Regions from separate parts of the Homo sapiens genome. Here regions 2 and 3 are each linked to region 1. A link is an interaction called in ENCODE POLR2A ChIA-PET data of the cell type or tissue named here. Cell type or tissue: PC-9. All regions are shown on one strand. Links, peaks and the distances in the headings refer to the core of each region. The heading gives the core; the rest is flanking DNA.

Region 1 (10,900 bases), core at 3,099-8,098:
GCTGCCTAGCAGCTAATAACAGAAGCTCAGTTAATACCTGTTGACTTGAATATGCAAACAAATCATCGCATCCTAGTAATCCAGAGAAGATGGGATATGCTGTCTTCTAAGTAGGCATCTTAGAGCCCCCCAGGCAGCTACAGATTGGGTGTCCCTAATCTGAAAACCTGAAATCCAAAATTCTTCAAAATCTGAAATTTTTTGAATGCTGACATGACTCTCAAAGGAAATGCTTATTGGAGCACTTAGAATTCTGCATTTTTGGATGAGGCATGCTCAACTGGTAAGTGTAATGCACACATTCCAAAATCTTAAAAAGTCTGAAATCTGGAACACTTATGGTCCCAAGCATTTAGAAGAAGGGATACTCAACCTGTAATAGCCACTGCATGGCTTTGTCCTGCCCTGTTTCTGTGTGTATTCAACAGGGTGACCCTCTTCCTCTCATGTCCCATCTACTTTCCATCATCCACCCCTTCCACATCAGTAAGTGTATTTCTCATACCATCTACATGTCATTGAATTTGGAGTAAGTAGACCTAGGAACTTACACTGGCTCTGTTAGCAATTAGTTGTGTGACCTTGGAGAAGTCATCTATTTTTTTCTCAGCTTCAGGTTTTCCATCTGTAAAAGGGAAGAGTGGTTATTAGACTAAAATTAGTAGTTTTAGATATGTTCTGGGGTTAGAAGGCAACAATATTGGGGCCTAGTCCCTGCGTTCAACCAGAATAGTTCTGTCATGGTGTGTTTTATTTACATATCTTGGTAATATTTATTTTGAACAAAGCTTTCAAAAGGTGTTTGAAAATCCCTGGCTTTGATGAATTATAAAATCCCTTTCCTCCTATTATCTCAGGAACCACAGTTCCTCATTCATTAATAAAGAACAGGCTTTGCTAGTCTTCTGAAAAGGATTATTGCTTGCTGGGAAAATTCCTTCCCCTTTAGTTTTCTTAAAATCGAAATTTAATCATAGGTCCCACTGCTTCTCTGAACTGGCTTGGCATGTAAAACCTGACTTGCTTGTTTGTTTGTTTTTAGAGACAGGGTCTTGCTCTGTCACCCAGGCTGGAGTGCCATGATGTGATTCTAGCTCACCACGGCCTTGAACTCCTGGGCTCAAGAGGCCCTCCCACCTCAGCCTCCCCAAGCACTGGCATTGCAGGTGTGAGCCAGCATGCTTGGCCTCGTTTCTATTTTTATTGTCTTTCCAATCTTTGCTCTCAGTTTATGCTGAGATTTGATAGCTGATCATAAAACTCAGCTCTGTGGGGATGTCATCTTGGAGATAAGCTGCTACTCTAAGAGGCTGGAGGCAGGCCTAGGCTTGCCTTTTGTGAGGTGAGTGGGAAGAGAAGTTCTGGGCATTGGCAGGATTCATTTGAACATACATCATTTAAAAAGCATTTGTTAAAAAACTAGTATGAAAACTAAAATGCAGTGCATTTGAGTATAAAAGGAAAAAGAATTTATTGGGTGCCTCCCACAAGCAATGTGCTGTGGTGAGGAGTAAAAAACAAAGACTACACTGTGTTTTCTCTTCCAAAATCCTCAGACCAAACATCTTCTAAGAAGCCATTAAATTAACCTAACATTTGGGGTTCATAAATGTTTGTTTCCTGTTGAAAATAAAAAGAGAACTGTGAGCCATTTTGACCTTGCTGGTAGAGCCTTCAAAGATGGATTTAGTTCAGACTTGCTCTCTGTGACCTAAATCTGCATTCTTTGCAGTTTGTACACTAATAGTTCAAGGATAGAAGGCACAGTACAAACTTTGTAATAACTGTTATTAGTGACTGAATTGCTGTTTGTTTTATTTTTTTTAAATGAAGCAAACTCATCAAAGAAAGCATGGACTCTTGCCTTCATGGTTTTGCAAGTACTGTTCCTTCAATCTGGAACATTCTTCTTCCTGTCCTTGCATCCCCTTCCGATGGTTAACTGATTTCTAAAGTCCCTGTTTAGAGTGCGAATCCTCTGGGAAGCCCTCCCAAGTCTGAGTTATGCAACCCTCTTGTGGTCTCCTAAAACATCTTGTGCTTACCCTTGTACATAGAGCTTACTGAGTACTAACCATAGATGTACTTTACCTATTTGGATTCATTTTATCCTCTCATCATGATAAGGTAGGCCCTGTTATTATCACCATTAGATAGAGTGGAAACGAAGTTGCGTAGAAGTTAAGTGACTTGCCTAGGGTCACTTAGCTAGCCAGTGTTGGAGCAGGGGAGTCTAGCTCCAGAGTGCATACTCATAAATGTTCATGTACTCTTGGCATCCTGGCATTTCCAGTACCAGAACAGCCTTGCTGGCAGTGTTTTCCAGGCCTAACAATTTGCTTGGCACTTAGAAGGCATTAGTGTATACTTGTTGGAAGAGTAGATGAAGCGTGACCCTCACCTCCAGGAACTTTCTGTGTGGTGGCTTGGTCACAGAAAGTTATGATATGAGGTCAGAGGCAGAGATTTTAGGAGGCTTGAGGACCTGGGAGGAGGGAGAGACCCATGCTGCCTGGGGGTTGGGGGCTGGCTCCAGTGTGCTTAACTTTCCCGGACAAGGAGCTGGTGTCTCAGCCGGACAGTGACCAGCCTCTCTGGTTGTGTCAGGACAACCTGGAATGTCTCTTGAACTAGTCACCCAGATAACCTCAATTTTAAGAGAAATATTAAGTATTTGATTTGTAGAAGCCTATTAAAAACAAAAACATTTTTTTTTCTCAGTGCCAAAGAGAGAAGAAGTTAAACTTGCCATCTGAACAATGGAATTCCCAAAGCACAAATAAAGAGCAACTTCTTTTGTAAAAGGATTTTGAGTCTAAAGAGCTTGTCTAGAGGAAGCTATCATGAGCCACCCACATTTGCAATGCCCCTGGTGTGGAAGGGAATAGAATGTCAGCAGAGGTTGGCTGAGAGAACCACAGGTAGGACACCATGCCTCCCTGAGGATGGTAGCCTGAGTTCTGGTCCTGAGGCATTGATGAGAGCTGCCACAATTCACAGGTGTCCTTAACAGCACTCATTCATACATGTTCAGATAGGCTTTAGTTTAGAGAATAGATATATTACAGCAGGGATGTCAGCACATTTTGCTGTAACCAAGTCTGTGCTTGGTCTTTCGCTGTTTCCTGAACATGCCAGACTCCTTAACTGCACTTGGGTTTCTTGCCTCTTCCGCTTCCCTTTCCCCTGGGTCCCTCCCAATCCTTCTCCCTCTCCCATTGAGCCTTCCCAAGTAACTCCACTGCTCACTAATCTCCCAATTTTTGGAAATGCCACAGTCTTTCTAACTTGTAACTTCATGGTTTTGCAAGTGCTGTTCCTTCAATCTGGAACATTCTTCTTCCTGTCTTTGCATCCCCTTCTGATGGTAAAGGTGGTGTTATCTGACATCAGATTGTGGAGTTTAAGGTCTGCTTCTGACGATTTTTTGGACATGCCACTTAACCTCTCTGAGCTATCCATTTCCCATAGGTAAAGGGGACATGAATAACAGTTTCTGCGGCATGGGGTTGTTATAAGGATTAACTGAAGAAATGCAGGTAAAGTGGTAGGCACAGTGCCAGGCATACACCAATCCCTGTGGGCCAGTCCCACAGAACAGGGCCCCACCTTCCTTTGCTCTGGGTCCTGATGGTGTCCCAGCAGTGGCTTTGGAGTTGGAGGTGGGCTTGCCATCCACCACATGCAGCAAACACAAACAAAGTGATGTTGAATTGGGGCTGAAGTTACTATTCTAGAGTTTATGTGGCTGGGTAATGGGGAGGATCCTCTCTGGGCTACAGAATAGAATGTGCTTAATCACTGGCTTATTTGTTAACCAAGTCAGGGAAAGTTTGGCTAAGGACCCTAACTTACATTTGGGGTTGTAGTCTTTACTCACCCTATTGCCCGCCTCATCTGAATCCTTTAGATTTGTAAAATGCCAGAAATCGAAGCCAACCCAAACAGAACAGTAGGGTTTATTGGCCCAAAACTGGCAGGGGGACCCGGGACCAGCCTCTCCAACAGGTGACGTCTATTATCACGCGTCCTGAAGGCGCTTCCAGCTTCCTGGTACTCAGTCCTCCCACTGCTGGCTGCAGAGATTTTTTTTTTTTTTAAATAAGGTTAAAAAGTAACCCTTCTCACCATGAATAAGCAAAAACACTGAGGCAGAGGTATTGCACGCTCAAAGTGAGTAACTTGAATTTCAGCTGCCAGATTTCTGAGCTTACTGCCAGGGCAGAAAGAAACAGCAGATCTGAGCTGTGGGGATTCTTGGGCTTTGTATTTGCCATTACGGTCAGAGACAGGCCAGTCTTTGCTTGTGGATTTTTATTTGTACACTTCTGAGCTCTCAGTTGTTTAATCCAAAGTAGCTGGAACTATGGGGTAGTAGATGGGTGACACGACAAGACATGAATTCTGTGTGTGGGATTAGGATTTGGTCTTGATATAAGCTCAATTACAATGGTTCATGGGGAAATTAAAAAAAAAAAAACATAAGCCCTATTGTTCTGGGCCCAAAATTTCCCGGCTGTGAACAGTTGTTAACATTTGCTAAGCTCTTACTGTGCACTATGCAGGTGCCATGCTGCGTGTATGACAGTTATTGCTTCACATAGTCCTCATAGCAACCCTTCAAGGTGGATGTTAGTCCTATCTGCACTCTATAGATTCAAACCGAGATTCAGAGAGGTTGGTGACTGGCCCAAAGTCAAATAATTAGAAAGTGGCGGAGCTGGGACTTGAACCCAGGTCTGACTGATGCCAAAGCCTGTGCATTTAATAGAATAGAGGAAAAATCTCAACAAACCCTCTCCTTTCCCACTACCTCAGTTAGCTCAGTGGGAATAGATTGCTCCCATCTTCCTTATAACATAGTTGGCAGCCTCTCAACTCCAGCATCTTAGGAAAGGGGCATGGGTTTGCCTCCAGAGTTCAAGTGTTGGGGAGGGAGGCTGAGGCTGGTGACACAGCACAGCACCACAGGGCTGGTTATTGCCTGGTCTTGGCAAAAATAAGGTCCAGACAAGATCTGTACTGTGGGAAATGAGGTGTGGGGAGGCATGTCTCTTTCCTGTCAAAGGAAAGGTAGCTAGCTGCCCAATATAGATATCCTTGTTTGTAAAAAGCACCAACCACAAGGGTCTTCAGGGGATTTTTGCCCTGTGACTCACAATATGAATGTATGATGCAAGGCGAGTTTGTTTTAGGTGGGAGGATTTGGGTTGGGCTGTCTCCAGAGCTGAGGTCAAGGTTGGGTGTAGCCCAGCCTATGTGCTTTTCAGATTGGCCAGCTTTTCTCTTACCTTCCTACTCCCAGGATCATAGCCAGCACCAAACCCAGACCTTTACAGGCTCTGGGGTGGAGTCAGAGCTAGAACTCCCATTTCTGGTGCACCATCCTCTCCTCTGCCAGGCCTTAGGGCTCCTGTTTGCTCCTGGTGAATCAGCACATTGAGAACTCTGGGTGAGGGGTCTGCGGCCTCAGTGACCTCCGTCGGCATTTAATTCTTTTTGTGTGTTGAGGTTTCTCTTCCAGGAAGAGATATTTGGGCCAGTGTGGCTATTTGTTGGAGTTTTGCCACCATCTGTACCCTAGAACTGTGTGGAGCTTACAGGTGAGCAAGTGAGAGCCCAGCCCAGAATGCTCTGTGCCTGACATGAGAGTGCCTGAAAGGTTAGGCCAGACCAGCAACTTTCTCATTCAGCAACTGTTTATTGAACCTTTTGCCCAGAACCAGAGGCAACTGTGACAAATGCTACTGCCCATGCTGGCAAAAATGCGCACAGTCTGGTAGGGGCTATAGACATATAACGAGTCAAACATTCCACAAAGTAGTAATGTTTCCACAGATGACCCTGGGTGGTCCAGGAGCAGAGCTGATGGTGTCTAACCCAGGGGTGTTCAGGGAGGACTCTTGTAGCAGGCACATACTATTCCCCAAACTGTCACCTCTCTAATCTGGATCCCCTCCCACCACACCAGCCCCTTGGCTCATTCTTCTATTCCCAATTGTATTATTGCCCTCTGCAGAGAGTCACAAGGGATGGGACATGAGGCTGGAGAGGAAAGCAGGGCCAGGTCACACATGTCTCAGTGGAGACACTGGACATTTTCATGGGAGCAGTAGGGTGTGAGACTTCAGTTCCATCTCTCTCCTGTAACCTAAGCATTTATGAGAGAGAAACCCTTTTTATCCCATGGTGTCAGCCCACAAAAGAAGAACTTCTAAGAAAAACTTCTAAGAGCTCTGGAGGCAGAACAAGTTCAGGGGCTCTATGCCAGGGTTAACAGGTAACCCTGGCACTCCACGCTGGCCACCAAGCCAGCTTTTGACCTTGGTCATGATTCTGTTCTGGAAACTGGACCCAGGGAAGCTCCTGTGCCTCCTGCAGCTCTGTGCTTTATTCCCTGTCACAGGTATTGGCATGCACTAGATGATGTCATTGTGGACTCATGTTGTCACCAGCAACGGTGAGGAGAAGAGCTCAATCCTTGAAAGCCAGTGCCATATCCTGTGTATTTTTTTCTAAATGGGACTATCTTATTGTAAGTTATTATTACTAAAGTTTTATGTACATGTATATTCCTTATAAAAAAGAAACATTCCAGAATTTTATACAATAGAAAGTGGAATTTCCTGCCTCCCCTTACAGTCCTGTCCCTCCCAACCATTATCCTTCCAAACTTTAAAAGAAATGCATATATATGTAGGTCCAGACATTTCCTGTTGCAGTATCTTTCACCCAAGCAAAAACAAGCCCTCAGGACCCTCAAAGTGTCCCCCAGTTCTTTCCAGAAGTCCCCCAAAGGGTGCCTTACATGTGTCCATAAGCCTGTCTGGTGCTTGTAGTCCATATGGCAACCTCTCTGTTTCTCTTCTCCCACGTTTGCTCCCACCCTTGTGTGTCTGCTGCTCACAGAAGCTTGGAGAAGTTCATGGGAGCCAGACACCAAAGTCCACGTCGTAGGTGCTGTCTCCAGGTGCCTCCTGAGTCTCCAGTCCTTGGTTGGCATAGATGGGATGATGGTGTCCAGGCAGAGGTGGGAGAGGACAGTCTGCTCAATGTGTGCCAGTGTCCTTTGTCATCTGGGTCCCCAGTCTGCTCTGCTCAGATCCTGCATCTCATGAGTTCTCGACTGAGTAGTCCCCATCAGCTTCTGCTGCTAATGCCTCTTGTAGGTGGCCTCAAAATCAGCCTGGGGATCGAGTGGATGGGAAGAGGCTATTCTCTCTCTCACTGTTCTTTTCCCCTTTCTTTGCCTCTGCCCACTCTTTCAAATAAAACTCTCTTCTCTCCTGTCCTTCATCTTCAAAGAGTTTAATTTGTAGAAGCCTTTTATGTATTATGATTATTAACCTTCTATTTATCTATACTGAAGACACTTGTATCAGTTTGTCTTTGACATTGTTAGTGGAAACTTTTGTTCTTAAACATTTTCAAAATTTTAGTTAGGCAAATAGGCCTAAATTTCCCTTTATAACCTCTGTGTTTTGTATTCTGTTTGGAATGGCCTCTTCTATTCCAGATTACAATATTATCTTCTAGTAATATAGGAGCTTCATATTTACATTAATCTCTTTTATCCATTTGGAATTTATTTTTGTGGATGTTGTGGGGTAAGTGGAATTTCTTTAAAATTCCCTATAGTGTTAGATGTAGAAGCTCAAAGCCACAGATGGACTGAGCTGGCTTTTAGCTGTGGATACCCTGGCAGCAGGTGGGGGAGGGAGGGCTCAATTGCTGAAAACACAGATGACTGCGCTCTTGGCCAGCTCTGTTTCCTGCTGAAAATAACTCTTGTACCTTGTGTTGTCAGGGCCGGTCTTTCCCTTGCAATTTAGTTCAGGCTTCAGAAGTTCAGAGGGATGTGTTCAGGGTTGCATTATTGCTGCATGCAGGGAGAGGCTGAAGGATGCCTGTGAACCATGAAGATTGAGTTTCAAAGAGGGCCAGGACTCTCCTGTTCACAAGGCCTTGCCCCGCCCTGGTGGGGTAGGCAAGGAATCCTGGAGTTCTGAGCTGCACTAAGCTGCATGGCATCGGATGGCATCCTCCATGCCTCCTGGCTACCTTCCTTAGTGATTGTACCTCAGTGCCTGGCATCAAAAATACGTATTTGATGCCTGTGTGGGCATCAAAAATACTTATTTATTGAGTTGCTAGGAAACCATTAGCAAGGAAATGGGGTGTCCAGGAAGATGATGATCAGAATGAGAACTTTAATGGCAGTCTGTAGGGGAGGTGACATCCATCCATTCATCCGGCAAATATTAGTTGAGTGCCTACTGTGTACTAGGCAGTTTTCTAGGAGGATGTGTTGTTTTTCCAGTAACAACTAATTTGATTCTCTGACACCAACCGGGTGTCCTGCAATTCTATTCAATTTTGGCATTAACTACCCGGAGTTAGTGCAGACCACACAGGTTAAGGCTCAGTCCTATAAGAATGCACCCCCCACCCCCAACTTTAGATGCCAGCTGCAAATGGTGTCTACAGGCTACCCACACTTCTGCCTGGCAGACTGCAAAATCTAGAGTTCCCACAACCTCCCCAGCACCAGGTTCAATAATTGGTTAGAACAACTTACAGGACTCAGGAACATATGATCCTAGTTTATTATAAGGATATAAATGAACAACCAGATGAGGAGGTACATAGACTGAGGTCTGGAAGGGTCTGGAGTGCAGGGGCCTCTGTCCTGGTGAAATTGGGGTATATTCTCATCATATGGAAGTGTTAAATCTGGAAGCTCCCCAAGCCCCATTGTTTAGGGCTTTTATATGGAGTTTCATTACATATGCATGATTAATTAAATCACTGGCTATTGGTGATTGAACTAAATTTCCAGCTCTTCTTCCCTCTCAGAGGTTGGGAGAAGGGCTGAAAGTTCCAGCTCTCTAATAACATGGTTGGTTCCTTTGGCAACCAGCCCCCATCCTGAAGCTATATGGGGGTCCACGATGAGTCACCTCATTAGCAAAAAGTCAGGTTTGTTCAAAAGAGGTTTATTAGGAATAACAAAAAGACACTTCCATCACTCAGAAAATTTCAAGGGTTTTAGGAGCTCTCTGCCAGGATGCAGGGAGAAATACCAGATATGTATTTTTTATTATACCACAGTAAGATATCTGTCCTTGTAGAACCTACAGTCTGGTGGGAGAAAACTCCCAATAAAAAATAGACATAAGTTCTTTGACATATTGGAAGGCGATAAGTGCTATGGGGAAAAAGCAGAGCAGAGTAAAGGGGCTGGGGGATAGGTGGGCAGGAGTGGCAAATGTGTAGCAATTTTAAATGTGTTTCAGGTGAGAGCTAATTTAGTTTTAGGCAAAAACTCAAGTATAGTTGTGTGCCACATAACTACATTTCCATCAACAGCCTTAGGCAGGTCCTTCAGGAGGAATTCCAGGAGAAGGCATTGCTGTGGTAGGAAATGACAGCTCCATGAGTGTGATTGCCCCTGGAGACTTCCCAGTGGGACAAGATGTGGAGGTGGAAGAAGGTGGCATTGATGACCCTGATGCTGTGTTTGCCTAGGCTAATATGTGTGTTTGTGTCTTAGTTTTTAACCAAAACATTTAAAGAGAGAAAAAATAAAGAATTTAAAAAGCAGTAAAAAGCTTATAGAATAAGGATATAAAGAAAGAGAATAATTTTGTTATTGCTATACAATTTGTGTTTAAAGCTAAGTGTTATTACAAGAGAACCAAAAAGTTTAAAAAATGTTAAAGTTTATAAAGTAAAACCGTTAATTTGTTATTAAAGAGAAATAGTTTCTGAATAAATTTAGTGTCACCTAAGTGTACAGTGCTTATGAAGTCTACAGTAGTATTCAGTAATGTCCTAGGCCTTCACATTCACTCACCACTCACTCACTGACTCACCAAGGGCAACTTCCAGTCCTGCAAGCTCTGTTTATGGTAAGTGCCCTATACAGGCATACCATTTTAAAATGTATTTTTGATGTTTAGATATGGAAGTATTTACCATTGTGTTACAATTTTCTACACAGTATTCAGTACAGTAACACACTATACAGGTTTGTAGCCTAGGAGTAATAGGCTATACCGTATAGCCTAGGTATGTAGTAGGCTAGTCCATTTAGGTTTGGGTAAGTGCACTGTATGATGTTCACATGACAACAAAATCGCCTAATGATGCGTTTTGCAAAATATATCCCCATCGTTAAGCAATGCATGATTGTACTGTGCTTGGTGCAGAATAGAATCATTAATAGAAAATATACAAAGGGTATGATAAGAAATTAAGTGTATGGTTGAAACAAATTGCTGTGATTCATTATTCCTATTCTAATAATGAGTTGGGCTCTATTTTGGTTGATTGGCATCAGGAAAATACCAGCAGTACCTCTGGATCAGGTTCAGAGTTAACTTGAGGCGGGATAAAAATAAAGAACTGAGCACAAATCCAGAATAGCCATATTATGTTGTGGTCATTTCATGTGCTAGGTGAGCTGAGGACAAACAGAACTTTAGATAGGTGTTGTTTGGGCTACTATAACAAAATTCCGTAGACTGAGTGACTTATATACAACATACATTTATTACTCACAGTTCTAGACGCTGGGAAGTTCAAGATCAAGGTGCTAACAGATTTGATGTCCGGTGAGGGCTCACTTTCTGGTTCATGAACAGCCATCTTACCACTGAGTCCTTACATGACGAAAGGAGTGAGGGAGCTCTCCAGGGTCTTTTTTATAGGGGCACTAGTCCCAGATTAGCCCTAATGACCTAATCACCCACCAAAGGTCCTACCTCTTAATACCATCATACTGGCAATAGAATTTCAACATGTGAATTTGGGGGTGGGGGGAGGGGACACAAACATTCAGTCTACACAGTAATAGGCATAGAAGAAATCCCATTAGAAATGGGATCTGTGAGGCCAG
Region 2 (10,900 bases), core at 2,265-7,264, 530 kb after region 1:
GAACTTTCTGCAATGATGGAAATGCTCTATACTTTCACTGTCCAGTAAAATAACCATGTGTAGATATTGAGCATGTGAAATGTGACTAGTACAGCTGCAAAACTGAATTTAAAATTTAATTTAATTAATATGATTTAAAATTAAATAGCCACATGTGAGTAGTGGCTATGGTATTGGACAGCACAGCTCTAGAATTCCTCTCCACATGCTAATGTGCATGGCCATCTGTAGTTTGTGTTTCATGTGGGGATTTTTTTCCTACTGCTTTCTTTGAAGGAATATTGTCTGATAGTTTATAAAATAAAGAATATAATTATTGGACTTGTTTTTAATTTGTTACAGTCTTAAGTAAGTCTTCAGTTTTCTGCTCTTAGTAATTTATATTAAGCACATGTCTACTTTCTTCTCAATGAATTATAAAAATGAAAATTGTTAGTTATGCAAAGTACTTTGAACTTATTCAACAATGAGTATTCTATCGTTATCATATTTATTCCAAAGCCAGGAAATACAAGAAGTACAGAAAATGTAAATGTAGTTGGTAAATATTGACTGGCTCCACATATCACAGAAGTGTTTTCTCACATAGCTCCAGGTACTTCAGTCACTTGAATGTTCCTTTGGCAAAGTAGGTAGCCAGGCTTGATTTCCAGTAGCCCCTTTATTGCCACTGTCCAAGGATAAAAAGGACGTGAGACTTCGTTGAAGAATGCCTCTTGTCCCTTTCTCCTACTTACCCTCACTTCTGTCTTTATGCAGAAATAAAATATACCAATAATATAGGGGCACACATGACTGAAGCACAATGAGAAAGGGGGTTGGGATACTTAGAATAGATGGATCATGATTATGGTCCATAATAATATTTTGTCTTGATGTTACCACACTAAAGCTGTCACTTTCTTTTTAGTTCAAAGCCTTTTCTTTTAAAGCCCTTATGTTTGTATTGAATAGACTTCTGTCGTTTCTATAATTTCACTTTTATAGTCTTAAAAATGTCCTAGAAGAAAACCTAGGCATTACCATTCAGGACATAGGCATGGGCAAGGACTTCATGTCTAAAACACCAAAAGCAATGGCAACAAAAGCCAAAATTGACAAATGGGATCTAATTAAACTAAAGAGCTTCTGCACAGCAAAAGAAACTACCATCAGAGTGAACAGGCAGCCTACAAAATGGGAGAAAATTTTCGCAACCTACTCATCTGACAAAGGGCTAATATCCAGAATCTACAATGAACTCAAACAAATTTACAAGAAAAAAACAACCCCATCAAAAAGTGGGCGAAGGACATGAACAGACACTTCTCAAAAGAAGACATTTATGCAGCCAAAAAACACATGAAACAATGCTCACCATCACTGGCCATCAGAGAAATGCAAATCAAAACCACAGTGAGATAACATCTCACACCAGTTAGAATGGCAATCATTAAAAAGTCAGGAAACAACAGGTGCTGGAGAGGATGTGGAGAAATAGGAACACTTTTACACTGTTGGTGGGACTGTAAACTAGTTCAACCATTGTGGAAGTCAGTGTGGGGATTCCTCAGGGATCTAGAACTAGAAATACCATTTGACCCAGCCATCCCATTACTGGGTATATACCCAAAGGACTATAAATCATGCTGCTATAAAGACACATGCACACGTATGTTTATTGCGGCACTATTCACAATAGCAAAGACTTGGAACCAACCCAAATGTCCAACAATGATAGACTGGATAAAGAAAATGTGGCACATATACACCATGGAATACTATGCAGCCATAAAAAAATGATGAGTTCATGTCCTTTGTAGGGACATGGATGAAATTGGAAATCATCATTCTCAGTAAACTATCGCAAGGACAAAAAACCAAACACCGCATATTCTCACTCATAGGTGGGAATTGAACAATGAGAACACATGGACACAGGAAGGGGAACATCACACTCTGGGGACTGTTGTGGGGTGGGGTCCTGGGGGAGGGATAGCATTAGGAGATATACCTAATGCTAAATGACAAGTTAATGGGTGCAGCACACCAGCATGTCACATGTATACATATGTAACTAACCTGCACATTGTGCACATGTACCCTAAAACTTAAAGTATAATAATAATAAAATTAAAAAAAGAACAATAACTACCCTGTATTAAAATACATCAAAATGTTTAAATTAATGAGTTTATTATGATACTCATTATGTTGAAAAGTGACAAAGGGAAAAAAATGTCTTTAATTCTTTCTCTTTTTTGGGTTTCATTTGGAAAGTCTTGAGTCCCCACTTATGTCCTTACTTGTTGGAGTGTTTTACTTCATAACCATGTTCCTTACTTCCTGGTGTTTATCCTGTGATTCTTGTTTTCTCCTCCCCTGGGAACTGTTTCTCTGACTTCTTTTTGGTTCACTGTTATGAATTCTAATCTCTTTCTGACTTAAAGTATTCTAAAGTAGACCTGGGTTTCTCACATTCATTATGTCTTTTTATTGTTTTTCTTAACATAGCCTTTCTATAATCAACAAATGTTCTTCAGTTCTTTGCAGCCTCTAATTATTTTCTACTCATCTGGCTTACTTGAAAATAAAGATTTCTTTCTCTTGGAAAGAGGCATAATAAAACAGACTTGGCCCCTCAAATAAATCTTTCCTACTTTATGATTCATTTGCCTTTTGGGTTACATTTGTAACCAAATAATAAAAACTTCTTTGGAATAAGAGATTTTATACCATTTTCCATTATAAACTCCCCAGTACAGACATATTTATCTGTCTAGATATTATTCTGGGAAGTATGTAGACTGGAGAGATCCTAAGAGGTAACAGCTTGCAGGTTACCATGTGGGGATTAAAATAGTACTTTGTCCAAGGTGGGCGGATTGCTTGAGCTCAGGAGTTTGAGGCCAGCCTGGGCAACATGGCAAAACCCCGTCTCTGTGAAAAATACAAAAAAATTAGCTAGGTGTGGTGGTGCACACCTTTGGTCCTGGTTACGCAGGCGGCTGAGGTGGGAGGATCGCTTGTGCCAGTGAGGCAGAGGTTGCAGTGAGCGGAGATCGCACCACTATACTCCAGTCTGGGCTACAGAGTGAGATCCTGTCTCCAAAAACAAGTACTTTGTAAGTTACTAAGATTTTTACCTTTTCAGTAAGGTATACTTATAGTGTTTAAAGAAACTAATTAATCTTCATAAACACCATACTTTTATATAATTTTTCTTTTACTTAAATTTATGTGTAGAATTTTTTATTTGTTATGATAAATTTATAGAAAGTAGGATTTATCAAGGAGTATTATTTGGGGGGTATATTTTTATTGGTAAGAATATGGTAGTTCAAAGCATTGGTTGATCCGGTAAAGCATTCTGAGAGCCCCAATAATACAATGCTGTTAAGAACTTAATTTTCAGTAAATGTTACTCTTGGCTTTTAGTCTTAATTTAACCCCACAAAAATATGTACTTAATAAATTTTTAATACAGAAAAATTATCACTGGCTTATCATGGCTGACGTCATAATTGGAAGTTTTGTTCAACACTACCAAATGCCGTGAAGTAAAGAAAAGTGAATGCTGAGTAGGTTAGCCAGGCTTGATTTAGAGCATAAAAGGATAACTCAGGATTTCAGTAAGTCTGGTTATTATTTATATACATCATTACAAATCTGTTTTTGGGGTTTCCTGGCATACTGCAACAAATAATGTGGAAGGGTATTATTGGAGGCAGGAATATTGATGCCATTGTAAACCACAAAGAGCAGTTAGGAGGGGAGAATTTATATACGGCCAACATTACTCAAATAAAACGTAGCAGGGAACCATTTAATTACCAGCTCACTGAACTTTAGGACCTTCTAAGGGCATCGCTGTTACAGTAGAGTATGATTATTTTATATGATAACCTTGCTTTATGAGGAACATTCAGTATATTCAATTTTATGTGATAAGGAAATTGTGTTATTTAAAAAGAAGTCTATCAAAATGATTCTTTATCAGAAAAAAGTTTATTCATCTGAACGACTCTTTAACAATTATGTGTGTAAATTGTTATTTTCTTTTAGATCAACTATGTGTTAGGCTGCTTCATTCTTTTTTCTTTAAGAAGTTTTTAAAATGTAAAAATGAAATTTGGCTTTTTAACCATTTCTAAGTGTATAATTTAGTGGCATTAAGTACATTTACAGTGTTATGCAGCCACCACCACTATCCATTTCCAGAACTTTTCCATCATCCCAAATAGAAACTCTGTACTCATTAAACAGTAACTCTCCTTCCTTCCTCTCCCTTGCCCCTGGTAACCTCTCATGCTGTCTGTCTATGAATTTGACTGCTCTAGGAATCACATATAAGTGAAGTCATACAGCATTTGTCCTTTTGTGGCTGGCTTATTTCATTTAGCATAATGTTTTCAAGGTTCATCTGTATTGTAGCATGTGTCAGAGTTTCATTCATTTTAAAGGTTGAATGCCATTTCATTGTGTGTGTGTGTGTGTGTGTGTGTGTCACATTTTGTTTATCCATTCATCCTCTTGGGTCGCTTCCTTGCTTCCACCTTTTGGCTATTGTGAACAATGCTGATGGCTCTCCATTTTGTCACAGTAAAAGTCGAAGTTCTTTCAATGCCTGCCACTACCCTACCCCTACCTGATACATCTCTGATCTCATTTCCTACTATTCTTCTTTCCTGTTCATTCTTCAGTAAAATCAGCCTTGTTTCTGTTTTTTTTTTTTTTTTTTTTTTTTTTTTTGAATAGGATAGCTACATTCCTGCTTCAGTGCCTTTGTACCAGCAAATTTTTTTTTTTTTTTTGAGACGGAGCCTTGCTCTGTCGCCCAGGTTGGAGTGCAGTGGCACGATCTTGGCTCACTGCAACCTCTGCCTCTCGGGTTCAAGCAATTCTCATGCCTCAGCCTCCTGAGTAGCTGGGATTACAGGTGCCCGCCACTGCATCCAGCTAATTTTTGTATCTTTAGTAGAGACAGGGTTTTACCATGTTGGCCAGGCTGTACCAGCTTTTTATGGGTGGTAAAGGTGGGGGCTAGAACAGTCTTCTTTTAGTTAAATCCTAATTCACCCCTTCTTTCAAAGTTTTACTTAGTTGTCATATTCAATAAAGTCTGCTCTGACCACCTTAAAAATGCGGCTTTCCTCACCCGCTCCCAAGTTCCCTTTGTCTGTTTTTTCCTCCAAAGTACTTATTTTCTAATATACTATTTAACTTATATGTTATGTATATTCTTTATTGTATGTCTCTTACCACTAGAATGTAAACCAGTAAGGGTAGAGGTTTTTGGTTTTTTGTTTTCATTTTTTGTCTCTTTAATTCATTAATATGGCCTACTTGCCTAGAACAGAGCCTGACAGAGAGCATTCAATAAATATTCATTGAATTAAATAATAGGAACAGAAGGCTCACCAGCTTAACAAATTTGTTAAAGGCAGGTTACCAGCTAGGGTAACTCATATCTTTCTGATATTTTCTTTCCTATTGTGTTGCATTGGTGTTTAGTGTTGTAAGCTAGAATTATAGCTAAGATTTTCTGATTCTTTACAGAGTTGATCAGATACTTACAAGATCATAAGCCTAGAACTTAACCACTCTTTACATTTTCTCATTTATCTTTATGTTGTTGCAGAATAATTTAGTGACACTTGTATATATTTATAGTGCACATATATTTTGATAAAACACTTATAATTTCTAAGAATGGAATCTACAGAAACATTGCTTACTGTTACATAAGTTGCTGACTTGTACACTCATTGCAATATTATCTAGAAGAGCAAAACAAAATGCAGATGACCTAAATATTTAACCAAAGGGGAGTGTTTAAATAAGTTATAGTATATCCTTACTATGGAAGATGCTTGAGGCATTAAAGGAAAGGAATGGGGGAATCTGAATATACTGACCTGGAAGAATATCTGTGATATATTGTTAAATAATAAAAGCAAGTTGTAGAACAGTCTATAGAGTACGTTTTCATTTTTTTAAAAGAGACTGTGTATACGCATGTATTTATTGTTTTCAAGAATTCTCAGTTTTCTAAACTTTATCTCTCTTTATCTTAAGTTGATGATATCAATCAGTCAGTAAATTTATTTATTTATACATGTATATAGATGGGGTCTTGTTCTGTCAGCCTAGGTGACATCATAGCTCACTGCATCCTTAAACTGCTGGACTCAAGCAATCCTCCCACCTCAGCCTCCCAAGTAGCTGGGGCTACAGGTGTGCACCACCACACCTGCTTAATTTTTTATTTTTATTTTTTGTAGAGATGAGGGTCTTGTTTTATTTCCCAGGTTAGTCTCAAACTCCCAGTTTCAAGCGATCCTCCTGCCTTAGCCTCCCAAAATGCTGAGATTATGGGTGTGAGCCACAGTACCCAGCAATAATAATTTTTTAAGTGAAAAAAAAGTAATGGTAAAAATTGGAAGTAAACAAAGTAAAAGGTCCCTTCACAATACCTCTTCACTGCTCTACCTAATGCTACATTTACAGACAAATAGAAGGCTTATAATTAGCCAGGAGCTATTAATATTTGAGTCTAAGGAAATGTTGATTAAGTATATGTTAATTTGATTTAATTACTTCACAGACTGATTTTTTTTTTTTTTTCAGGTTCGATCTGGGGCTAATGTTCTAATTTGTGGTCCAAATGGCTGCGGAAAGAGTTCACTTTTCCGTGTTCTTGGTGAAGTAAGTACAAGTTGGCCTCAAAATTTTGCAGTCTTATTTTGCCATACTGTCTACCACTTTGTAAATTTTACAATTGTTCTTCTCCCTTCTCTCTCTTTAATAGTTATGGCCTCTTTTTGGAGGACGTCTAACTAAACCTGAAAGAGGAAAATTATTTTATGTTCCTCAGGTAAGACCTAGCTTGAGTTATCTTTGATCTAAAGATCTTTTTGTTTATTTATTTTTTCATGTTGCTTCTAATTGACTTTTGCTCTACTACTGTCAGAGACCTTACATGACCCTTGGAACACTTCGAGATCAAGTGATATATCCAGATGGACGAGAAGATCAGAAAAGGAAGGGAATTTCTGACCTAGTAAGGGAATGTTTATATCCTAGATCCACTGAAAATACTCCAGATTATTTATTTTAATCAATTAAGTATTTTAAATGCCAGGTAGTTTATCTTAAGCTGTAAAGCCTTCCAAAGCTGTAAATTGTGATTTTCTAAGCTGAGGTAAGATGTTAATCCCTTGGCTTAAAAAGAGTTTAATCTTAACCTTTACACCATTGTTTGTTTTCTCATTGCCATCATCCTTTTACTGTGTACAATAGTGTTATTCTCTTTAAGCTACTAGACATATTTTGTCAAGTTTGGTGTAGATACTAGGAGCTGAAAGGTTCAGGGCTACCTTGTGCCACATTCTTTTCTGAAATGTATCTTTTAAGTGGTACAGACAATAGAATTATAGTGATTCCAGTTTAAAAAATAAACCACTATTAAGAATGTTGGCTTATATTAAGTTTAATTTCATCTTTAATCATTTTGCTGAAAGGTACTGAAGGAATACTTAGACAATGTCCAGTTGGGTCATATCCTTGAACGTGAAGGAGGCTGGGACAGTGTTCAGGATTGGATGGACGTACTCAGTGGTGGAGAAAAGCAAAGAATGGCGGTAAGTATACTGTGAAGAAGTTGCACAAGAATGCAACTGGTTCCAGCATTTTGATTAATCAGGACACAAAGTTTCATCTTATATTTTTTTATTCAGCAGCTGTTTCAGTATGGATTAGTTTAAATTATCATAAAAGTGCTTGAAAATCTTTAACTTGCATGTAAATTTGGAATTCTGAAAAATTCATAAATACCCTGCCAGTATCTATGAAAGGAAAAGCTGCAGATCCGACTATATACCAATAATCCATTTTTCTAAAAGTTCAGAGAAACTCTGTAGCTCATTATTCCTGGGATATAAGGTAATCCTGGCTGGGTTATGAAATTTCTTCTCATGTCTCTTCCCTATAGACATCTCTTTTGTATCACTCAGGCTATTCTTTCTGAAATAGCTGAAGGTATTAGAAACGATCCATTCAAATTTTATCTTTATTCTGTTCTTGCCCTTTTCCTCCACTATTATATGTATGTTTTTGTTTCAAGGTTCAGTATCTACTACTTAAAGTTACTTAGAATTTTTAAGTTTTCCTAATATAAACAAGCATTTGAAAGAAACTACTTTAATTGTTATGATGACTAAACTTGTCTCAAACCAAAAATATGCGCTAAACACTACGTAGTAAGAATGAGACCAGCCTGGGCAACATAGCAAGACCCTTTCTCTACAAAAAAAAATTTAAAAATTATCTGGGCGTAGTGGCACACACCTATAGTCCTAGCTACTGGGAGGCGGAAAGATTGCTTGAGCCCAGGAGTTTGAGGCTGCATTGGGCTGTGATCACACACCGTGGCACTCCAGGCTGGGCGATAGAAGGAGATCGTCTCTCTAAAAATAAATAAATAAATAAAAATTTAAAAAGAACGGTAGTTTGGGTACCTTGTCAAGAGGGGCAACTTCATAAAGAGTCATTTTTTAACTATATATTTCATAGTTTGAATAGATCCAAGCAAGAGATTCTCCTCTCCCCCTGCAGAGTATGGAGATTAGAGAAAACTGTAGCTAAGGAAAGAAAGCAAAAGAAATTGGCTTATGGCAGAATTTCTGACCCATTATATTCAGGTTATATTCCACCTTTTTGTTACCTCCGAGTCCCTGATTTTGCAAGTTGTTTTTCCCAAAATCATACCCACTCTACATGAGGTTAATATTAACCTAATAGTGTGACTTGCCTGGCTAGTGCTATAACGTGAGATGAATCTAGTGTGAAGAGTAAATCATAAATGAGAGAGATAATAGCTATATTCAAAATGGAAATTAGGCTGAAGGAGTGAAAATTTGAAATGATTAGGCATTTCTAGAGTCAATTTAGAAGATGACTATAGAAATAACTGCAAAAAAGAGCTGCAAAATAACTTTAAATTTCTGTACTATGTCTTCAGAGAAAATGGAAGGATGTGGTTCAGAAATGGACACGACGGAAACTCAGAGAATGAATAATGAATGTACTTAAACCAAGGAACAGTGTGTGTGTGGTATAAAAGTACAGGAGGGATAATTTTGATTTGAAGATTAGGAATTCAAAGGCGTGCCCAGAGCAGTGGGGGGCTGAGGCGGGAGAATCACTTCAACCCGGGAGGCATAGGCTGCAGTGAGCCAAGATCATGCCACTACACTCTAGCCAGGGCAACAGAGCAAGACTCTGTCTCAAAAGAAAAAAAAAAAAAAAAAAACACATGATCCATAATAGAGGCGTTTGGGAAATGGGGAAAGCTCACCTGTGACACCACTGCATATATAACTGGAGCATGGCCAAGCCATTGTCTAGAGAATTGAATGTGATGTGTAAAAGAGAGCCTGTTGTTTTGTTTCAGAGGGTGGAAAGGAGAAGGCTAACGCTACAAATACTAACGTTGGTGAAATTAGGTAAAGATTATATATGTGTATTCATTTTACTGTCCTTTCAGTTTTTTGGTAGGATTGAAAATTACCAAAGTAGAAAGTTGAGGGGAAAGTAGGTATTAGAATTTTTAGGAAGAACAGACCTAAAAGGCCTAGCCACTTAGAACAGTGAGTCAGCCAGGGTTGCTCCAGCTAATGTCACAATTTGGGATATCTTGTGTTTCTGACCAAAAGTTATCTTTTCCACTCCATTTTTCTTGCTCTTCCTATTTAGTAATAACTTTTCTTATTTTGAATTATGAAAAAGTATATATGATGGAAAAGTGGAATATTTATTTAAGTATAAATTGGGCCAAACCCCTTTACCAGAGATACCACTGTTATAAAATTTTTAGTGTTTTTTTAATCCATTTTTGTAAATCTTTTTTTTTTTTACCTTAAATTAGCAACTATCCCCCTTTCTCAAATTCCCTGAGATCTCTAGAATATTAATCCTTCCCTTTCCTTACAATTGTTCAGTCCTTTTCTGTCTCTGCCTCCTTTCCTGTCCAGTACAGACTTCATAATCCAGGGTGTGGCCCATAGGAGATAAGATATATTTCTTAAGGAATGAACAGTTCATCCCTTCCCCTTAACTTCCTTTCCCACTTTTTGTGTCATCGTATTACCTAAATCCCAGCCCAGTTATTTGCCTTGGCACTTCTCTAACCGCTCTTCTGAGCACAGCTAAAAAACATCAGATGGGCTCACAGCATGGCTTAGCAATCATTTTACTTATTTTTATCCTTCTCTCATTTTTCATGACAATCATTTTAAAACTACCAATTTTGGGTTTTCTACCCCGTTACTTAACCCACTGCACTTGGCAGAATAACTCGCCTTCTACTTTTCAAAGAAAGATAGGCTATTATTTCAATTAAATGACAGCTAATTTTTATTGAGTGCTGAAAAGATGACAGACAGTATGTCAGGCACCTTACACAGGTGATCTCATTTCATCCTCACAACAGTCCTGTGAGGTAAGAACTGGGAATGCCCCCCTAGTTTTTTTTTTTTTTTTTGAGACAGAGTCTCATTCTGTCGCCCAGGCCGGAGTGCAGTGGCACAATCTCAGCTTACCGTAATCTCTGCCTCCCAGGTTCAAGAGATTCTCCTGCCTCAGCCTCCCAAGTAGCTGGGATTACAGGCATGCACCACCACGCCTGGCTAATTTTTGTATTTTTTTTTGTAGAGATGGGGTTTCACCATGTTGGCCAGGCTGGTCTCGAGCTCCTGACCTCAAGTGATCCACCTGCTTCGACCTCCCAATGTGCTGGGATTTCATGCGTGAGCCGCCGCGCCCCATTTTACAGAGGAAATTGAACTTTTGTGCAATTCAGTAGCTGGCCAAGCAAAGACAGCTAGTAAATGTTAAAGCTGGTGGTGGGGGCTTTGTCAGG
Region 3 (6,905 bases), core at 1,585-6,584, 61 kb after region 1:
CATGTCTCTGCCTTTGCATGGCTGCTAGCTCCCCTCGGCACCTTTCCCTTTTGGGAGCATCGAGCCAACTCCAGGTCCTCTTTCACATGTCACATGTCATCTCCTCCCATCCCAGCCAAGGACTCCTTTTCTGTGCCACCTCTGTGCTTTGCAGGTACTTCTAGCAGCACAGGACCCATCTTCATCCTGTCATCCCTACCTCTCGGGGCTTCTGTGCCTCACACCTGTTCAGGGAGGCCCTTAGCCTCTCCTGCCTGGACTTGTGCTCTGCTTCTTCACTGGCCCTGGGATCTATCTCCTGTACTGCCCTGGAAGTCTGAAGTGACTGTGTGGAAACACCAGTCTGAGTGCATCACTCCCTGGCCTCAAACCCTTCAAAGGCAGGGCAGAAGCCAAAGTCAACAGAACAGAATGAATTAGCTGGTTATACCAAGCAGAGGAGGAGCTCTTTCTCAGGGCCTTGAATCACTGCCTCACTCCTACTCTCTGTCTCAGCCGAGGCCCCACAGGTCCCTCTGGAGAGCAATCCTGAAAGCCAGATTTCATGTGTACGGTCTAGAATCTGCCCAGGAAAGCACATACATGTCAGCCCCGCACCTGTTCTGGAGGTGCAGTTCCTGAGGGAGGCTGGGAGGCAGCAGGCTCCTAGAGTCCCACTTGGTGAGGTTCTAAACCTCTGGAAATATTTCAACCTCCAGGATGCCTCAGGAATGGGGTGAGTCTGGGGCTGGCCCACACTCCCTGAAGCTTAAAAGGAATGGGCCAAGGAGTGTCCCGGGTTTAGGCTACAAGGCCCTCTTGTTGGAGTATTATAAACTGTTATATACTTGGAGGTTTTAGAAGCTTTTTTTGGGTGAGAATGCTCTGAAACGCCACATCAGGGAATGCCACCCCCACTTATGTCCTCCAAGAAGAGGCACCACTGAGTGTCTTCTGAGTCTGGGATGTCCCTAGCCACATATTCTTCAGGACGTGTCTTGTGACTTCCTGAGCACCTACAGAACAGCCCCTCCTCATGGCTGTGAGGTGTGCCTTTTAAAAGTGTGCAATTATTTCAACAATGAATCAATCTGAGATTTTAATTCTGATAAAAATAGTTTCTTACCTCTGTTCATTGACCCAGAATTTGCTCTTTAAGCTGAAAGCCAAAATAAAATAATGCAATGAATACCACAAGTACAGCAGTGCCGTTAACTTTCTTTCCCAAACATTCATTTTGAAGACTGAAGTCTCAGTCTTCAGGGGCATTTTTGCATTTTCCGATATCCAAGCAATGCGGAAGCCGCCCAGCCCTGGGACATTGCCTGAATACACATGCAGAGAAAGGACCTATGATTTCCCCCACTGGCTCTCCAAATCATATCCCGCATGCTGGACTTTCTGAGTGGTCCTGTTGTCAGGTCATATGTCAGGTCAATATGCCTGATCTGGACCCAGAACACACGGCAATGACCATGTCAGTGTGGAATGAAGGCTGCAGCCCTCCTGTCTTCCACCCTGCAAAAATGAGACTCTAACAACCACCTGCACACCTCGGGGGAGTTCCGACTCACTCCACAGCCCAAAGTTAAGGCACTGACATTCAGTCAATCAAGGGTAAAATGACAAAATGGGAAATGAACAGATGCCAACTCTGGACCCCAGAGCTCAATCCCATGAACTGTCATTGTCATCCACCTTTAAGCACACACGCACAAAATCCAAAATTTCATACTGGAGATTTGCTGCTGAGAACTCAGTTTGGGATGGTTGCTGTTTATTGCATTCTATTTATTCTGCTTTTATTTTGGGGCTTGGATGGCATTCTTTGTTTTGCTAAATGCTTTCACCATTTGCAGTGTGTTCTAGTTAATTAAGTCAATTTATCCCTCGTTCAGGGCTCTGGCAGGTGAAGCAACAGAAAGTCCTACTAAAGTTAGACAGGAGGTTTTATCTTAAAGCCCCAGAGCCTGTGCGGACTGGACCACGCTTCCTTAGGATCCTCTCTCCTGGCATGGCATGCCCCTGTCAAGCTGCTTGTTCTGATACGGGCTGCCAAAGCTGTTCCATCCTGGATGGGGCTGATAAGAACAGCTGGAGAGCCAAGAGAACTAGATATTTCTTGAAAAGTTCATTGGCATCTCAAAGGGCAGTGATCAAAGATGATAATTCACAGTTAGAATATGACAGCTGCAGTTGACCTGGCTCGCCCTGGCGTGTGCTGGACTCAGACACTGTCCCGCTGCCTCTTTCCCACCCTATCTTTTTCCTTTCTCTTTTTTGCCACTTACTTATTTTCTCTTTTTCTTCTACCTTTTCCCCTATACTCCTCCACCTCCCTCCAAATTTTTACTCTCTCTTTTAACTAGTTAAAATATGTGGCTGCATTTTTGAATAACTTCTATGGTCTTCTGATATAACTTTTAATAATACGTGGGTTAAAATTTAAGACTGCTTGCCCTAAATGTAAAAACAAACAAACAAACAACAAAAAAAGAATTAATCTTAAGTTACATTTTACTTGTATGTGCCTCAATTGCTTTTTATGTTGAATGGGGCCCTCAAATCAGATAAAAAAGAAAAAAATCTACTGCCCTGATCATACATAAATTGAGAGAGAAAATTATCTTCTGTCCCTAGTTAATATCTTCTACAGGGAGCCAGGATAAAAAGCATAAAAGGATTTCTTCTTACCTGCTTCTTATAAGAGCAGGATACGTTTTTACCAAGAAGTCGGAGATGTTCCTGTCCGTCAGGTCTTGTAGAATTTCCGTGCTGCGCTGTGTTCTCTGAGGCAATGAGACACCCACGTTAATTACCTTGGAACTTGAGGACTTATAAGTAGTTTGTGAAACTGCTTGTTGTCTTCCAAAAATTATTTATGGATTGAGCTGCTGAGAAAATACTAAATAAAGTACTGGCATCTCCCTAGTTCTCACTTCAATGATGTGTAACTCATCTTTGATGCCTCTTTTTTCGCCAATCCATTGACAAGACAGAATGGCGTCACTCCAAAACAAATCTCCAATCCATCTGCGTTTCTCCAGCTCCAATACTGCCACGCTACCCAAGCCACCACCTAGACCACTAGAGAAACTTCCACATGGGTCTGCCTGATTCTGTCCTTGGTCTGCCAACTTCCGTTTTCCACCCAGCAGCCAGCTTGAACTATAAAAATGTAAACCCGAGCACCTCAGTCACCTTGCTTACTTATCCACTCCAATAAACCCTGGGATCAAATCTCGACTCACTACCAAGGCCCATGTGGCCGATGTGTGTGGCCCTGCCCCTCTCTGAGCTCACCTGCCACACTCCCCTCCCTGTCTCTCGGCGAGCACCTCTCTCTCCTGGTGCAGCTTTGTGCTTGGCTGTTCACTCTGCCTGGGAACTCTACCTGTAGACCCTCTCATGGCTCGCTTCAAATTTTATTCCTCGGAGAAATGTTCCTGGTTCCAGTCACTCTGTATTGTCATGTACTGTTGTGTTATCTTCATAGCTCTCATTTCCATCTGAGAGTTTCCTCCCGATGGATCTGTTTACGTATTTGTATCTGTAATCCCCCGTAGGATATCATTTTGGTGAGAGCAGGGACTTTGCCTGATTTGTGAGCTGTTGTGTCCCCAGCACCCAGAATAGTGGGTGGCATACAGATGACACAGTTGATTTGTGACATTAATGAAAGAATTTGAATAGTTCCTTACAATTTACAAATCACTTTCAAAATACATCTAGGACTGGAAGCTAGTTCATCGAAATATTTTGGAAAATTCAAAGGTGCATGGGTTTGTCCACCAGGTGGCAATATTACTGCAAATCTGGGAACACATTCCGCTTACATTCTCATAAAAGCATTCACTCTGTCAAGGGTGCTGCCCAGAAGTAGTTGAGGGGATTTTGGTGGCATTACACCGCCGTTATTGCGCACCATTCTTTCCTTTTCATACACTTTCTATCTCCTCCCCCTGTTTTCCCATTTGACTTTCCTCTTCTTTAATTCACTCTTTTCACCTTGTTTCTCTCTCTCCTGCCAGGAGGAGAGCTGGCACCTACCGAATGCTCCCTGTGTGTCGGGCACTATGTTAAATGCCCTACATACACGATCTCACTTCATCCTGACACTCTTTGAAAGAAGAATTTTTAGCTTAATTTACAGACAGAGAAACTGAGGTTCAGAACAGTTAGCTGACTTGCACTGACTGGGCTGCAAACTTGCAGGTGGGTGGCCCAGGGCCTAGGAACTGAATCTGCCTCTGTCTCCTCCTTGCTCTTTTCACTGAGTCACCTGCTTCTCAAGCTGAAAGTGGCACTCAGACACCGGCCAAGCTCCCCTGGTGGAATCCAGGTTGGAAAAATTGCTGCTGGCTGCGATAGCTTATGATAAATTGTTTTATAAAAGTTCTGCCCAATAAAATATTTGTGTAACCCTATCTCCACATATACTAGAAGTCAGGGACAGAGTGCTTCCACCTCAGGACCCACCACATTCAAAGAATGTTAGAGCAGGGAGGGTCCCTAGAGATGACCACATTGCCCCATTTCCCAGATGAGAACAACTGATTGTCTCTGAATCAGGCCCACGCCCTCTGGACTTATTCCAGGCTGAATGAGGGATTGTGTTTGAGTGGCTAGGGTGAGCAGATGTGAATAAGAGTGTGGGTTTGTGAGTGTGTGTGTGTGAGAAAGAGAGAGAGAGAGAAAGATAGAGAGAGAATGAGAAAGAGATTGAGAGAAAGAGTGAGAAAGAGTGAGAGAGTGAGAGATAAAGAGTAAGAGATAGATAGAGACAGAGAGATTGAGAGAGAAAGAGAGAGAGAGAAAAAGAGTGAGTGAGAGAGACAGAGCGCGCACAGCTCCTGTGCATATGCGTGGCATTCAGTTTTGCTCCAATGGAAGGCACGTATAATAGTGAGGAAATGCAGAAGTGAAAGAAAATGGCAGGAACTGGCTTGCCTTTTTCTAGGACTTTGGCTGTTACATTTTGTCCAGGGACCAAGGACCAACACTACTGAAAATAAGTTTCTAAGCTGGACAGACCGCGTGGAAGTAAGGGTTCGTTTAGGAAATGAAACACCATGTAGGTAGGCTTGGCCTCCCCTCCCTCGCCCTGGCCAAGAGCTCAGGGTACAGTATCACAGCCTTGACGTCCTGATGCTGGAGGGTTTTGAGTGGAGGCAGCCACAGGAGCCCTCAGCATTGACAGCAAAGCAAACAAGCAAAGCTTCCTCTTGGGGCACAGAGGACTGAGACAAGTTCCTTGGGTCCTTCTTTTGGGATCCCTATGATGCAGCAGATGAGCTGTGATTCAAAGAGAGAAAATATTGCTTGAGAAATATAAAGATACATGCTTTAGAATATAAAAAAGAGCAGGGATCGGGTGTTCTTGGCCTAGAACCATTTATAAACCAGACTGTGATAGGTGCTGTGGCAAAATCTAGTTGCTCCCATTATTTGCTCCTCCCTGCTGCCTTAGCCATAGCCTTTTTTGTTGGGTTTGTAAGTGGAAGTACTATGTGGGAACTTCAGAAAACCTTCCCTAAACATAGCACATGTGCACACTCTGCCCTCTGTTTTGCTTCATCCTTCTTCCATTCCGCTGCCTGGAAGGCAGCTCCTGCCTTATTGGCTGATGAGGCTGAGGCCTGTTTAGTGTGGAGGAGAAAGAGAATAGAACATCGTGCACCACCCACGTAGACTTTTAGATGAGTGAGAAACAAGTTGTGTCTTGTTTTATCTGCTGTTAGTTTGGGGTTGTCATCACTTGAGTTGAATCTAATTCTAAATAATTCCTTGCCCACATGATTTCATTAAATCCTCATAATAATATTATGAAATAAGCAGTTATTCCCAATTCACAGGTGATAAAATTAAGGCTCAGAGAGGTCAAGTAGTCCACCTGGGGCTCTCCGTGTCCCATACCTGTGCTTTCCCACTGAACTGCATAGCCTGTTTGGGAACAGTTTATTCATTGACAAATCATTGGACAGGGCTGTCTAAGGCCCAGCCCTGGCAAGTCAGCTGGGAGGCCCATTATCAACCACGGACACAGCCTTCTTTGATGTCTCTAAATCCCCCAGGAGATGCTCACTGTAATCTGTTCTGGACTTTAGAACTCCCAGGACAGGGTGCTGCTCAGAGCCAAGATCATTAATGTCCCTGCAAAAGATGGATGCTGGCTGTGCATGTATTTGTGTACATACCTGCAGATGTTAGAGACACAGCACATGGAGAGCTTCTTAATTAAGACTGTTAATAAGTGTGTAAACACATTTCCATTTGAATGTACATCATAGCATTGCTTATAATGGTGAAAACTAAAAAACCTAAGTGGCGAATAATGGGAGATCAGTTAATTTAAAGTAACTTTAGGCCAGGAGCAGTGGCTGACGCTTGTAATCCTAGCACTCTGGTAGGCAGAAGTGGGTAGATCACTTGAGGCCAGGAGTTCAACACCAGCCTGGCCAACATGGTAAAACCCCATCTGTACTAAAACTACCAAAAAAATTAGGCGGGCATGATGGTGCATGCCTGTAATCCCCACTACTCGGGGGGGCTGAGGCACAAGAATTGAACCTGGGAGGCAGAGGTTGCAGTGAGCCGAGATCACACCGCTGCACTCCAACCTGGGTGACAGAGAGAGACTCTGTCTCAAAAAAAAAAAAAAAAAAAAAAAAGAAATTCAAACAATGGGATAATATACAGATATTAAAAGTGATGCAGATGTCTATTTATTGACATGGATGCATGTTCCTAGTAAATTATGCAGTAAATCAGATTTTAAGACAATATTTGGAATATAATCTGTTTGGGTGGCTGCAAACCAAACATTATCTGTGTTTATATCCAAGCGATGATTTTTTTTCCTTCTGACTTACCTGTGTTTTCTAATTTTTCTATAATGAGCACATATGACTTAATTTTTTTTAGTG

What was found. Peaks named below come from ENCODE experiments on the same cell type or tissue, not always from the same donor. Only the 100,000 strongest peaks of a DNase experiment are listed, where the experiment ranks them.
Region 2: POLR2A ChIA-PET joins it to region 1 with 16 read pairs; 2 of 35 experiments call an interaction of 5 or more read pairs at or near these places.
Region 3: POLR2A ChIA-PET joins it to region 1 with 15 read pairs; 6 of 35 experiments call an interaction of 5 or more read pairs at or near these places.

What each region holds. Positions count from the first base shown.
Region 1 is chr1:93,959,702-93,970,601 of GRCh38, forward strand. No RefSeq gene overlaps it. Among named protein-coding and RNA genes, the nearest start is that of GCLM, 56 kb to the left of the region's middle. In PC-9, for the core only: a CTCF peak has its summit at 4,687; DNase peaks (open chromatin) are centred at 4,120, 5,310 and 6,440; H3K4me3 peaks cover 2,986 bases; H3K27ac peaks cover 5,000 bases.
Region 2 is chr1:94,491,993-94,502,892 of GRCh38, forward strand. ABCD3 (ATP binding cassette subfamily D member 3) reads left to right here. Exons shown (of 23, transcript NM_002858.4): 17 at 6,610-6,687; 18 at 6,791-6,856; 19 at 6,953-7,042; 20 at 7,503-7,622. Among named protein-coding and RNA genes, the nearest start is that of F3, 44 kb to the right of the region's middle. In PC-9, for the core only: no CTCF peak of the experiment used is centred there; no DNase peak of the experiment used is centred there.
Region 3 is chr1:94,022,281-94,029,185 of GRCh38, forward strand. It overlaps ABCA4 (ATP binding cassette subfamily A member 4), which reads right to left. Exons shown (of 50, transcript NM_000350.3): 31 at 2,674-2,768; 32 at 1,106-1,138. Among named protein-coding and RNA genes, the nearest start is that of ABCA4, 95 kb to the right of the region's middle. In PC-9, for the core only: CTCF peaks have their summits at 3,794 (motif pointing right) and 3,997; a DNase peak (open chromatin) is centred at 3,801; H3K27ac peaks cover 37 bases.